Linked DNA regions of Homo sapiens: region 1 is linked to region 2. The links are chromatin contacts, found by Hi-C or POLR2A ChIA-PET in ENCODE. All regions are on one chromosome and are shown on one strand. Each heading gives the region's core, a stretch centred on a gene start or an enhancer-like site at or near the end of the contact. The rest is flanking DNA. Distances are from core to core; before and after follow the strand shown.

The links. Hi-C counts contacts between places; a loop is a spot of excess contacts on that map. ChIA-PET counts read pairs that join two places held with the same protein, here RNA polymerase II (POLR2A). Pooled maps may share reads with other maps.
Region 1: a pooled map shows a loop between it and region 2 (7-fold over the local background). The contact joins the promoter of LAMP3 here to the promoter of FXR1 in region 2. A Hi-C loop is called at or near these places in 1 of 37 single-sample maps with no recorded cell type and 4 of 50 pooled maps. POLR2A ChIA-PET finds 5 or more read pairs at or near these places in 1 of 52 experiments (WTC11).

What each region holds. Positions count from the first base shown.
Region 1 is chr3:183,159,033-183,165,145 of GRCh38, reverse strand. LAMP3 (lysosomal associated membrane protein 3) reads left to right here and starts at 2,412. Exons shown (of 6, transcript NM_014398.4): 1 at 2,412-2,539. The coding sequence starts at 2,491. RefSeq lists a silencer at 2,202-2,411 and enhancers at 3,024-3,233, 5,146-5,645.
Region 2 is chr3:180,910,499-180,917,251 of GRCh38, reverse strand. FXR1 (FMR1 autosomal homolog 1) reads right to left here and starts at 4,582. Exons shown (of 17, transcript NM_005087.4): 1 at 4,516-4,582. The coding sequence starts at 4,566. RefSeq lists enhancers at 4,311-4,400, 4,971-5,120, 4,936-5,591 and silencers at 4,551-4,650, 4,657-4,951.

The DNA.
Region 1 (6,113 bases), core at 1,163-3,662, 2.3 Mb before region 2:
TCTAAGTGACTCTGGGCAACTCCCTTCTTTGTGCTTAGTTTCTCCATCTGCGAAATGGGGCAGCGATAATAACAACAGTGTCCATATAGAGTGGCTATGGCGCTTAAATGGAATAAGAAGAGTGCCTGGCACACAGTCTATACCCACTTAATTATCGTCTTTTGAATAAACTGTCTCAAAGATCAGAAAGCAGGTAGTTGCTGAAACTAGGTTGACTGGCACAAGTTAACCCTCACTTTTCACCATAAAAATTCCATTCTGAAACACACTGCAAGCTTTGGTTAAGTTTACTTGATTAGTGTTTGGAGCAACATAGTAAGACAAAATAGTTGTAGCCAAAGTTATTTTTCAGAAAATAATTTGAGGCTAGGCTGAAAGCCCTCAATCTAGTGATAAGGAGGGTCTCCTAATATACTGCTTAAATGTGTATTCCCCACTGGGACTCAAGCCCTGTCAAAACATCGTTGTTTTGACAGACAATCCAATTAATAGAGGAAGGAGATAAGACATTAAAAGGTTGCCTGTCAGCGTTGTTGAGCCGTGGGCCGTGGCTTACGCCTGTAATCCCAATGGTTGGCTAACGCAGGAGGATCATTTGAGGCCAGGAACTCGAGACCAGCCTGGGCAACACAGCGAGACCTCCTCTCTACATAAAATAAAATAAAATAGCTGGGCGTGGTGGCACGCGCCTTTGGTCCCAGCTACTCAGGAGGCTAAGGTGGGAGACTCACTTGAGGCCAGGAGGTCGAAGTTGCAGTGAGCCGAGATCACGCCACTGCACTCCAGCCTGGGTGATAGAGCGAGACCCTGACTCCAAAAAAAAAAAAAAAACGATATTGTGTGTTTTTTGTTCCAGGATTTTCTGGTCTGTAAAACCACCTGGGGCCAGGCACAGTGGCTCACGCTTGTAATCCCAGATCTTTGGAAGGCCGAGGCGGGCGGATCACCTGGGGTCAGGAGTTTGAGACCAGCTTGGCCAACACGGTGAAACCTGGTCTCTACTAAAAATACAAAAAATTAGCCGGACGTGGTGGCGCACATCTGTAATCCCAGCTACTGTGGAGGCTGAGGCAGGAGAATCGCCTGAACCCAAGTTTGCAGTGAGCCGAGATCACGCCATTGCCCTCCAGCCTGGGCGACAGAGTGAGACCCTGTCTCAAAAACAAAAACAAAAACAAACAAACAAAAACAAAGAAAGAAAAAGAAAAAAGAAAATAAAAAAACACACTGGGAGTGGGCATTATTATGTCCGTTTTACAGCTGAAGAATCCAAGGCTCCTAGAGGTTCCCCGACGCCGCACGCCGGGGAGTCGGCAGCGCGAGCTCCCAGCCAGACCTAGCGCCTCTGGGCTGTGCTCCTGTTGCTTCCCGCAAACCGCGGTCCTGGCGAGGCCTGGGCGTGGAGCGCGGCTGCCGCAGACTCCCTGGGAAGACATGGAGTCAGGGTGCTTAGGGGTTTTTAGGCTCCTGCTCGCCTAGTGGCTGGCTTTCTCCCGGCTGAGAAGCGTCTCTGGGTTCCCAGAAAGGTACCCGAGCTGTTAGAAAAGAGGAGACCCTGGGCCGGGCGCAGTGGCTCACGCCTGTAATCCCAACACTTTGGGAGGCCGAGGCGGGCGGATCACAAGGTCAGGAGATCGAGACCAGCCTGGCCAACAGGGTGAAACCCCGTCTCTACTAAAATACAAAAATTAGCTGGGCGTGGTGGCGGGCGCCTGTAACCCCAGCTACTCGGGAGGCTGCGGCAGGAGAATCGCTTGAACCAGGGCAGTGAGCCGAGATCCCGCCACTGCACTCCAGCCTGGCGACAGAGCGAGACTTTGTCTCAAAAAACAAAACAAAACAAAACAAAACAAAAGAAATAAAAAGAAAAGAAATAAAAGAGGAGACCCTGGCCGGGCTCGGTGGCTCACGTCTATAATCCCAGCACTTTGGGAGGTCGAGGCGGGCGAATCACGAGGTCAGGAGCTCGAGACCAGCCTGGCCAATATGGTGACACCCCGTCTCTACTAAAAATACAAAAATTAGCCGGGTGTGGTGGTGCATGCCTGTAATCCCAGCTACTCGGGAGGCTGAGGCAGAAGAATCGCTTGAACCCGGGAGGCAGAGGTTGTAGTGAGCCGAGATCGCGCCACTGCACTCCACCCTGGGCGACAGAGCGAGACTTCGTCTCAAAAAGAAAAGAAAAAGAAAGGAGGAGACCCAGGGTATGAGCGGAGGAGGCCGGCGCTGCCGGGACCACGCGCGTGCGGTAAACGGTCCCAGAGGCCCGGGCCCCGGCGGCTGCGCCGAGTCCCCGCCCCTCCCTGCTCCGTAGGGGTAGGAGGGGGCCGGCGGAGTTTCCCTCCCCGCCCAGCGGCCCTGGGCGGGCTTTTCGGCTGCTTCTCATAAGCAGGTGGTTTCGTTTCTCCGGCACAGGTAGGTTTCTCTGGCACCGATTCGGGGCCTGCCCGGACTTCGCCGCACGCTGCAGAACCTCGCCCAGCGCCCACCATGCCCCGGCAGCTCAGCGCGGCGGCCGCGCTCTTCGCGTCCCTGGCCGGTGAGTGGCCCTCAGCGCTTCCCGCGGTGGCCCTGACGTGTCGGTCCCCTTTCATCTAAACGCACTCTGGAGTCCCGGGCGCCACAGGACGGGCTGCGGGTAGGGAGGTGTGGCGCGTCCAAGGGCTTCCCAGCTGGAACTTGTTTTCCGTGAGTTACTCAGAGCAGGTGTCAACCCCAAAGACAGTGACACTGTCCCTCGCTTCCAAAAGGGTTCTGGACACCTTCTCAGGGAGAGTTTGTAGAGGTCACTCGGATTTAAGAGATGGAGACCTGAGCTAGGGTTTAGGAATGGGAGTCTTGGCTTTGTTATCCGGGAAAAGCGCTCCTGTCTTGCTTTTCCTTGCATCAGATGTGGTCTGACAGATTGTGCCATTTCAGAAAGGTGTAGGAAGAGTGTCAAAGACTTTTTTTTTTTTAAATGATCATTGTACTTCCCATCCCAGATGCCGTCTGGGACGCTGAGTTTATGATTATTTTATGATCCGACCCTCCGCTTTCTCCAGAGCTTTTCCCCCTAGACATTGAGTCCTCGGGTGCTGTGGTGTTGTCCCTGTGATGAAGTTTCCTGGTTACTCGAACGTCATGAGAGAACTGTCTCCGTCCCTACCGCCCGGCTAACATGCTCAAGCAGGGGGCGCGGTGGCCCTTGCTTGTAACATGAATGCTAGGAATGTTAGGGAAGAGGTGAGAAGGGTCGTGCCAGCTGCCCTTGCCTAGGCAGTTCTCCCCTGCGCCACACTTTCACACTTACAGTTTCAGGTTCTTTTAGGGGACAGAAGAGGAAGTCATCATCACGCTCCACAGGGCAAGCTATTAAAAAAGCAAAACAATCTCAGCCTAGCGGTAACCCACAGTGACCTGTATGTGAGCGCTCCTTGAATGGATGGATAGGCTCAGAAACACAATGGTATTGACAGGCCAGGCGTGGTGGCTCACACCTGCAATCCCAGCACTTTGGGAGGCTGAGGCCGGCGGATCACTTGAGGTCAGGAGTTCGAGACTAGCCTGGCCACCGGTGAAACCCCGCCTCTACTAAAAATACAGAAATTAGCCGGGCATGGTTGTGGGCGCCTGTAATCCCAGGTACTCGGGAGACTGAGGCAGGAGAATCACTTGAACCCAAGAGGCGGAGGTTGCAGTAAGCCAAGATCATGCCACTGCACTCCAACCTAGGTAACAGTGAGACTCTGTCTCAAAAAAAATAAATAAATAAAAATAAAAATACAGTGAGTATTGACAAATGCAAGGGCAAGTGGAGAGAAAATGCCCACATTACCGGTTCCTTTCTGAGCTACAAATTCTCAGAGGTGAGCTAGGTGAAGGATGCATCAGAGGTTTCTTCCTCAGAGGTGGAGGCCTTTGAGGGGTGGCACGGAACTGGATTCAAACCCTTGCCCTGACCCTTCCCAGCAGGGAGGCCTTGTTCACATCACCCAACCTTTCGGGTGCTCAGTTCCCTCACTGAAAAATGGGGAGAATAATATCCTCTGCTAGGAGTACTGGGGAAACAAATGAGGTAGCACCTGGACAGCAATTACTGCAGTGATTTTGCTCAGTGATGTTAACTCGTATCTCCTGTTTGTCCCTCCAGTCCCTCTCCCATTCACCTCACAACCTGACCTTGAGCCCCTTCTTCACTCAGTACAGGGCTCATCAGCACATGGTAATTAACAATGATGGACATGGCTTCCTGGCACTCTCTGCATGCCAGGCACTGTTCGCAGTGCTTTAATCCACAAAACAGCTTTGTAAGTACTGCTATTGTCTCCGTTTTACTTGCGAGGAAATAGAAGCACAAAGAGGTTAAATAACTTGCCCCTGATCACATAGCTAGCTGGTGACAGAGTCGAGCTTTGAACCAGAGTCTGTGCCCATAGCAGCTAACCTATGTGCTTTACTCATACATCTACTTACCTATAACTTATTTAGTCTCATAAGAACCCTGAAAAGTAGGTGCTATTCTTATCCCTATTTTACAGATGGCGGTACTGAGGCAGAGGCAGGTTAAGGAATTGTTCATGGTCTCCCAGTTAGTGAGTAGCATTCCTGAGACTGGCATTCAAGACATCTGGCCTTGGCTGGGCACAGTGACTCACACCTGTAATCCCAGCACTTTGGGATCCTGAGGTGGAAGGTCGCTTGAGGCCAGGAGTTTGAGACCAGCCTGGACAACATAGTGGACTGTGTCTCAAACAAAACAAAACAAAAACGAAGTCTGGCCTTGGGGTTCAGGCTCTACGCTACTGTGCTACATGATCCTGCATGCATAGGCTCAAGAAATCCTTGTTGAATTGGAAATGAGCAAAAATCATCAGAAAGTTTTGCTAGGAGAGACGGAGCTTTTGGGTAAACTCTCTGAGTAATCTTTACCCAGTCAACTTGCTTCCCTGATCTCAAATTTTTCCTCCAGAAAATGAGGGGATTTAAGTTCACGTCAGTTAAGTTTAGGTTCAGTTACACGTAAGACACAAGCCAAAATAACAGTAGATTAAACAAGATAGTTGCTTGTTACTCTTTCATGTGAAAACATGTCCAGAGAAATTCAGGTCAGTTCTAGTGTGGGAGTGCTTCACTGGAGATCCGTCATTAGGATCCGACATATAGGTATGTGACTTCTACCCTCAAGGCCTCCTCACGGTTCCACATGTTGGCTGGAGCTCCAGCCATCACATACAAGTTGCAGGTTGGTCAAAGGAGGAAAAACAGAAGGGCTGTAGAAAGGCAGTCCACACAGGTGATTGAGCTGCCTTCACCCAGCCTTCCCAGAAGGCCCACATGATCTTAACACTTCCCTTCTTTTGCTAAAACTCAGTCATATGCTCCCACCCAGCTAGAAAGGAGGTTTAGACATAGAACTCTTTATTCCAGGCAACAAGTGCTCAGCTGAAACTTGAGGTACTGTTAGAAAGAAGGGGAGACTGGGTTTTGGAATAGTCAGCCAGCAGTCTGTCACAGGGATAGTGGCCCTTCTGCTCTAGGATTTCCTTGACTCTCTCTGCTGCACCCTGCTGGGGCTGCTTCTGCTGCCCCTAGAGGTGCCAGAAAACATGCTGGGGGCTAAACTGTGATTCCCTGAACCTGGACATGGCCGTGGGGCTCCAATGACTCCCTGACTGTGCTCCTCAGAGCTCTGCAGACAGTGTGTAGTCTCCAAGGCCTGCCAGGCCTGCTCCCTGCTGGTCTCCCCTCCTCACCCCTCCCTTCCCATACCGTCCCTGTGTTCCCGTCATGCTGACCCCTTGCTGTTCTCCAGACATACAAGACTTCTGAAGCCTCTGCGCCCTTACACATTCTCTTCCTCCTGTCTGGAAACCATCTCCTCCTTTGTCTGCCTGAAGAATTTATCCTTGTGTTGGATTCCCACCCTACCCACACTCTCATAGTATCTGGGGATTTGATAAAGACACTTGTCAGTCGGGCACAGTGGCCAATGCCTGTAATCCCAGCACTTTGGGAGTCTGAGGTAGGCAGATCACTTAATCCTAGGAGTTTGAAACCAGACTGGGCAACATGGTGAGACTGTACAAAAAATGCAAAAATTAGCTTGACATGGTGGCACATGCCTGTAGTCG
Region 2 (6,753 bases), core at 3,333-5,832:
ATTCCACTTAATATTAAATCAAGCTAAACAGGGAATTATAGAAATATAGTACTTTGAGATTTGTTTTGTAGACAGTTACACGGTGGAAGCAGACAGCTCTAAAAGTAATTAACTCTGGCCAGGCGCGGTGGCTCACGCCTGTATTCCCAGCACCTTGGGACGCCGAGGCGGACAGATGGAGGCCATCCTGGAGATCGAGAACATCCTGGCCAACATGGTGAAACTCCGTCTCTACTAAAAATACAAAAAATTAGCTGGGCGTGGTGGTGCGTCCCTGAAATACCAGCTACTCAGGAGGCTGAGGCAGGAGAATCGCTTGAACCACTGAGTCAGAGGTTGCAGCCAGCCAAGATTGCACCACTGCACTCCAGCCTGGTGACAGAGCAAGACTCCGTCTCAAGAAAACAAAAAAATGTAACTCTACCTTCTGCAGAAAGTGACTGAAATCTCAGAGCTTACAGGTTCCCTTCGAACATCATGGAAACTTTCCTATGAGCCAGAAACTGAGTGACTTACTTCCAACTTCTATTTAAAATTATACTCATGGTCGGGCGTGGTGGCTCACACCTGTAATCCCAGCACTTTGGGAGGCCGAGGAGGGCGATCATTTGACGTCAGGAGTTCGAGGCCAGCCTGGCCTACACAGTAAAACCCCGTCTCTACTAAAAATACAAAAATTAGCCGGCCATGTTAGCACATGCCTGTTGTCCCAGCTACCTGGGAGGCTGAGGCAGGAGAATCACTTGAACCTGGGAGGTGGAGGTTGCAGTGAGCCGAGATCGCACCACTGCGCTCCCACCACTGTGCTCCCACCCGGGCAAAAGAGCAAGATTCTGTCTCAAAAAATAAAAATAAAATGAAATTATACTCAGCCCAAGGCCATACAAATTGCAATGCTATTACAAAGACTAATATATATTTATACATCAGTTAAAAAGCACTTTAATGATGCAAATGAGCCGGAGGTTTCTGTGGGGTAATGGAACGTTCTGAAGGAAGACTGTGGCGGTGGTTACACAACTCTGTAAATACACTGTCATTCAACTGTACACTTAAAAAAGGTTGTTTTATAGAATATACATTCTACCTCATTAAAACTTTCTTTTTCAAGACACCTTAAATGTCCAGTAGTATAAAACCTAAGATGCTACTTTAGGTATGAGAAGTACAAAAGTACAAAGCCTATAATGTTATTTTATATAACAGCATAGCCCACCAACAAATGCTTAATTAACATCTTCCCATTCTCTCTCATCCCCGCAGATTTATAGGGCTACGAACATGCACAAATCAAGTTTCTAATATCTCTAACTATAGAGCCACTGTTAAATGCAGAACAATGTATTTAGCATGCCACCATTTGTGTACATACTATTTTTTAAAGGCTACCCTAATTTTAGGTAAAATATTCAGATCTTCAGCGTTTCACTGGTTCCAATTAATTTGTGAAATGAAGTTTCAGTTCTACTACAAAAACTTTAATCAAAGTCTACAGAGTACTGCCTCAAGGCATGATAACTGACTTTGAAACTCATCAATGGCAATTCACACTTACGGCCAAATGTGTGTCTTCTGCCTATACGGGGTAAGAGGAGGGGAAAAAAGGGAAATTCAGATCACCTGTACATTGAAAAACCACCAAAAAAAACCAAAGAAATACACTAAAATGTTAACAGCTCTCATCTCAAGGCAACTTCTAGTTTTTGCTGAGTTCCAAAATTACCTCAGTGACCATGTATTATCTTCTAAATTGGAAAAAAACTAATTAAAATTAAATTGCTTCTACGCTAAATGGAAGCCGGACTCAAAACACTACACAATATAGTGTACGATTCTATATACGTAACGTTCTGAATAAGAAAAACTATGGGGACAGAAAACACTCTAGAAGCTGGGGTTGAGGAATGGTTGACTGAAAAGGGCATGACGGAAATTTGGGGGCTATGAATCTTGATAAATGCTGACACCACCACAGTTAAAGTGACAGTTAATCTTGATAATTGTCAGCATTTATCAAGATTCATAACCGTACACCAAAAAAGGCTTATTTTACTGTATGTAAATTAACATTAACTTTTACATTCTAATGAATAAAAAGCAATAAACTTCTGTGCAATAAGCCAATGGTTTTCAAGTCAGCAGTTTAATAGGATAAAAATATACTGGGGATCACAGAACTACTTCAAGCCCCTCATGTTAGACAGAGAGATTTGTTCAGGGGTCCATTGTTAGATAATGGTAAGGTGAAGTACAGACCTAGAATTCTCATCTGTTTACTTCAAATCCAGGACTCTTTTCCACTCCGCCATTCTCATTCTTCCAGAGTTCTGAAGACCACAGTTTCCACAAAGTGCATATGCAAGTGGATTATGGCTGGACATAAAATTCCAAATGTTCAAGCGTACATGATTTCAGTGCACACACAGGTGGCTAGTGTCCTTTCCAACCTTTGTCAAAGTACCAACTCACTTTGTGAGGCAAAATGAGTAATGGAGTCAAAGTCTAAGTAGAAACAAGCAGTAGATTGTAGATATGTATAGAGATCAATTATAAATACTTCAGAGTTCCAAAATGGGGACATTTGATTCATTGTGAATTGACTGGAAAAAAAAAATACCGTGAGAAACCAAAGTAAGACTGCAAACAATCTTTACTAAAATTACCTTCACCTTATTAAAAAAAGGAAAAAATATCTTGCATAGCAGGCTATTGACAAATATACTTTGCTAAAAATAGTTGTCTACCACATGCATGATGCAGAACCATGAAATAAAGCAAAATAATCACTTTATTTTTTCCAATATGCAAGAAAAAATGCATACCTCCCTTATACAAGAACTACAGGGCCAAATAGTGAGAATTTAAAACTTTTCGGGAAAGGGGTGGGGGGTGATGCAAAACGACTTATCTACAATTGATAGGAAAAACATAGATAAGTCTATTCTTTTCGCCGTCTTACCCAGCGAACTGTATCTGCAGTAGTCCAGGGAAAGCAACCACCAGGTTTCAATAACAACAAAAGTCAATTAACTATGTACTCAAATTTCACCTAGGTCATTGGTCTGACATCAAGTCTTAAACCGAGAACGTCAATGTTAACTACTCACGCATTAACATAAAGTCTCATTTCCAACAGGCACTGTTCCTACTTTAAGTTTACCACCTAAGGAGATTTAAACTTGCAAAAAGCTTAGGGGGATCCTTTATACGCTGTGATTCCCCATTATGCTGGTACCACGTGACAGTTAAACCAAATCCACAGAGCTAATCAGTAAACTAAGAAAAGAAAATCAAAATGCTGAAAATAGAAAATCGTGGCCAAATAAAATAAAAACCCATAGGATAAAAGGTACGCTGAAATGAAAACCTGTGAGAATTCACTTTGCATACGCACAATACTCATGTATTAGAAGAAGGCCCTTCATAAAAATAGCCAAGACTCTCAAACATTTGAGATGCTGGCTTAGTGAGATTGACTGACAGACAACAGCTGGGGAGATTCTGTATTGATCTTCTAACAACCTGGCGTATTTCGGGAAAATAAGGAGAAAAGAACGCTATAGTGGCAAAAAATAAACTATTAGGATTTCATTTTCAGATATGTGAACGCTGAATGCCCCACCAAATTCCTCTACTCTATTCCTCTTACGTTTTTCAGCCCCGATTCCATAGTAATGGATGTCCTTCCTCCCAAGCAAACAAACAAAAAACCTCGTGGGAGAAAAAACAAAACAAAACAAAACCTCCCTCCAAAAACAGGGGCAGTGATATAAAGAAATTAGTCACCTCTCCACCTATCTCCCTGATCCATTTCGCATTTTAAATCTTACTTTAAAGCTCACAACTCTCCTTTTCTTCCGTAATAGAGGGGCTAAGGCGCCGCCCAATTTCCCAGGCCGCAAAAATATTCCAACCCGCCACAATTCAAGGTTTTCTGCTTTTCTGTATTTGATCCTAACCCTCAATCCGGTACCCCCATTCTCCTCAGACACTAAAGATTTGTTGGCCCAAAACTCAAATACAAGGGTGAATTCCAAAGATTCCGCGATACACCCGCCCCAAGGGGTGGGGAGGGGTCGGAGGAGCGGGCTGAGGAGCTCCCGCCCGGCCCAGTTCGAGGGGCGGGGGAGCGGGTGAGACCACACAATCCCACCGCCTCCTTTCACGACTCCCCCACCTCCCAGAGCTCGGGCCTGCTCCGAAGGAGCTCCCGCCGCCCAGCAGCCACTCAGTTGCTTCCCACCGGCCCGCCAAGAACCGCACTAGCAACCAAGAGGGTTCATAACTAGGAAAATGCAAGAGGTGTCCGACGTGTTGTTTCAAAACATAACGGAGCCCCGGCCCCCGAGACCGTTAAACCGCGGGTGGAGGGGGGAGAAGCAAGGAATCCAGCGGCCTCGAGCTTTGGCCTGGCTGCCTTTCCGACCCCAAACCTCACTCTCTGGGACCACCAACCCTCCCTCAAACGCGCTCCAGCACCCAGAACACTCGACAAAGTGGCAAAACGGTCAGTACCTTGTAGAAAGCCCCGTTAGAGCCGCGAACCTCCACCGTCAGCTCCGCCATGTTGGAACCGCAAAGGCCGCTGGGAAGAGATTCTAGAAACTTTCCAACCAGAGGGGAGGAGGGGGGAGGGGCGAGAAGGAGGCGGGGAAAGGGGAGGGGAAAACAGGGCTGGGATTGGGATCCCCCGCCCTTCACCCCTGGGGTCTCAACGTGCCGCCCCGACTCTCCAGGTGGGATCCCTGCGCACCCTGCATCACCGGCTTTGGGCTCCGCCTGCCGCCGTCTACGTCGGATTTGCCTCCAGACACAATCGCCCGACCTTTGTTGACCCGCCCCTAGGTCTCCGCCCCACAGTGCCCGCAGTTCGCACCGCGGCGGCCGAGTAGTGCCTCCAGCTGCCACAGAATGAACTGCCCAGGCACAGCCTGCCCGGCGCATCGGCATTCCCCTGAGCTCCGGCATCCTGACCTTAAACTTCTGGAAGTGCTGGCTGCCCTGGAATGGCTTTCTCACCCACTTTTTGGGCTCCAGTTGCCCTGGGGAAGAGGGATGCCTACAAAATAGACATACTGTTGTGCCCCAAGTTATTTCGCCCCGCTCTTTTTTTAAAAAAAGTTGGGCCTTCTCTTCACTCAAATTCCACAGTTCCACACCCCCTCAAACAATTTGGCCTAGCCCTCTCCCCACCTGTTACCACTTTAGCTCTTTAAAAGTCAAACTGAGTATTTTCAGGGCAAGTAATTGTGTTCACACCCTAGAACAGAGTTTAGGTGAATTCGCCTTATTAAAAGTAGTCAGACAAACTTAATAGAGCAGGAGACCACGTTTTCCTCTGTTAAATGCATGCAAATTTCCGCAAATAGGATCAAAGCAGAACCATCTCCAGTTTTGTAAGCATAACAAATACTTTGGGTATGGATTTTAACAACTTAATACTGAAGCTCCTTCCCTAAGCAAGGGCTTTGGAAAATAATACTATAAGTGCTCCTTGTTATACTTACATTATTACCGTTTTCGCAGAAAAACTTAAGAAAGGATACTTTGCTAACATTCTATACTTCCCATGAAACGCCCACTGACCCAGTTTTTCAGATTCTAAAAAAATAAAATGTACACAACATTTTATGAGCACGTCTGCATCTCTGAAGATTCTGGGAAAAAATGAGGGCTGTGAAAGTGCTCACTGTTGTTATGTACAGGATATTCTATTTATTTATTTATTTAGAGACAGGGTCTCACTCTGTTACCCAAGATGGAGTGCAGTGGCGTGATTACGTGGCAGCCTGGACTTCCCAGGCTCAGGTGATGCTGCCACCTCAGCCTCCCGAGTAGCTAGGACTACAATATTTATTTTATTTTATTTTATTTTATTTATTATTATTTTTTTAGACAATCTCGCTCTATCGCCCAGGCTGGAGTGCAGTGATGAGATCTCAGCTCACTGCAACCTCCGCCTGCTGGTTCAAGTGATTCTCCTGCCTCAGCCTCCGGAGTAGTTGGGATTACAGGCGCGCACCACCACACCCAGATAATCTTTTTGTGTTTTTAGTAGAGATGGGGTTTCACCATGTTGGCCAGGCTGGTCTGGAACTCCTGACCTCATGATCTGCCTGCCTCGGGATTGCAGGCATGAGCCACCGTGCCCAGCCTATGTATTCACTCCCGGCCTATTTTTTTTTTTTTTTTTAAGACAGGATCTCTATCGCCAAGGCTGAAGTGCAGTGGCACAATCATAGCTCACTGTAACCTTGAACTCTTGGCCATCCCACACTGGGCTGGGATGTTCTTTTTAAAGTGTTGATCATCATGAGAAAAATGTAAACAACTAAATGCCCATCAATGAGTAATAGCCACCATTTATTAAGGGCACCTTATGCTAACACTCTATATTGTATCTCATTGTGATCCTTCAGAATTATAATGTCCCATTTGCTTTCTTAAAAAGTTTTCTTTAGATATAATTCTCCCATTTATAATGTACAATTCAGTAGTTTTTAGTATATTCACAGATTTGTGCAACCATCACCACAGTCAATTTTAGAACATTTTCATCACTGCAAAAATAACCCCATACCTGTTAGCGTTCACTCTAGATTTAACCCCAGCTCCCCAGGCCCTAGGAAATCACTATCCTGTTTTCTACCTATATAGATTGGCCTAGTCTAGATATTTAATATAAATGAAATCGCGGAATATGTGTTGTTTTATGACTGGCTTTCTTTTTTCTTTTTCCTTTTTTTTTTTTTT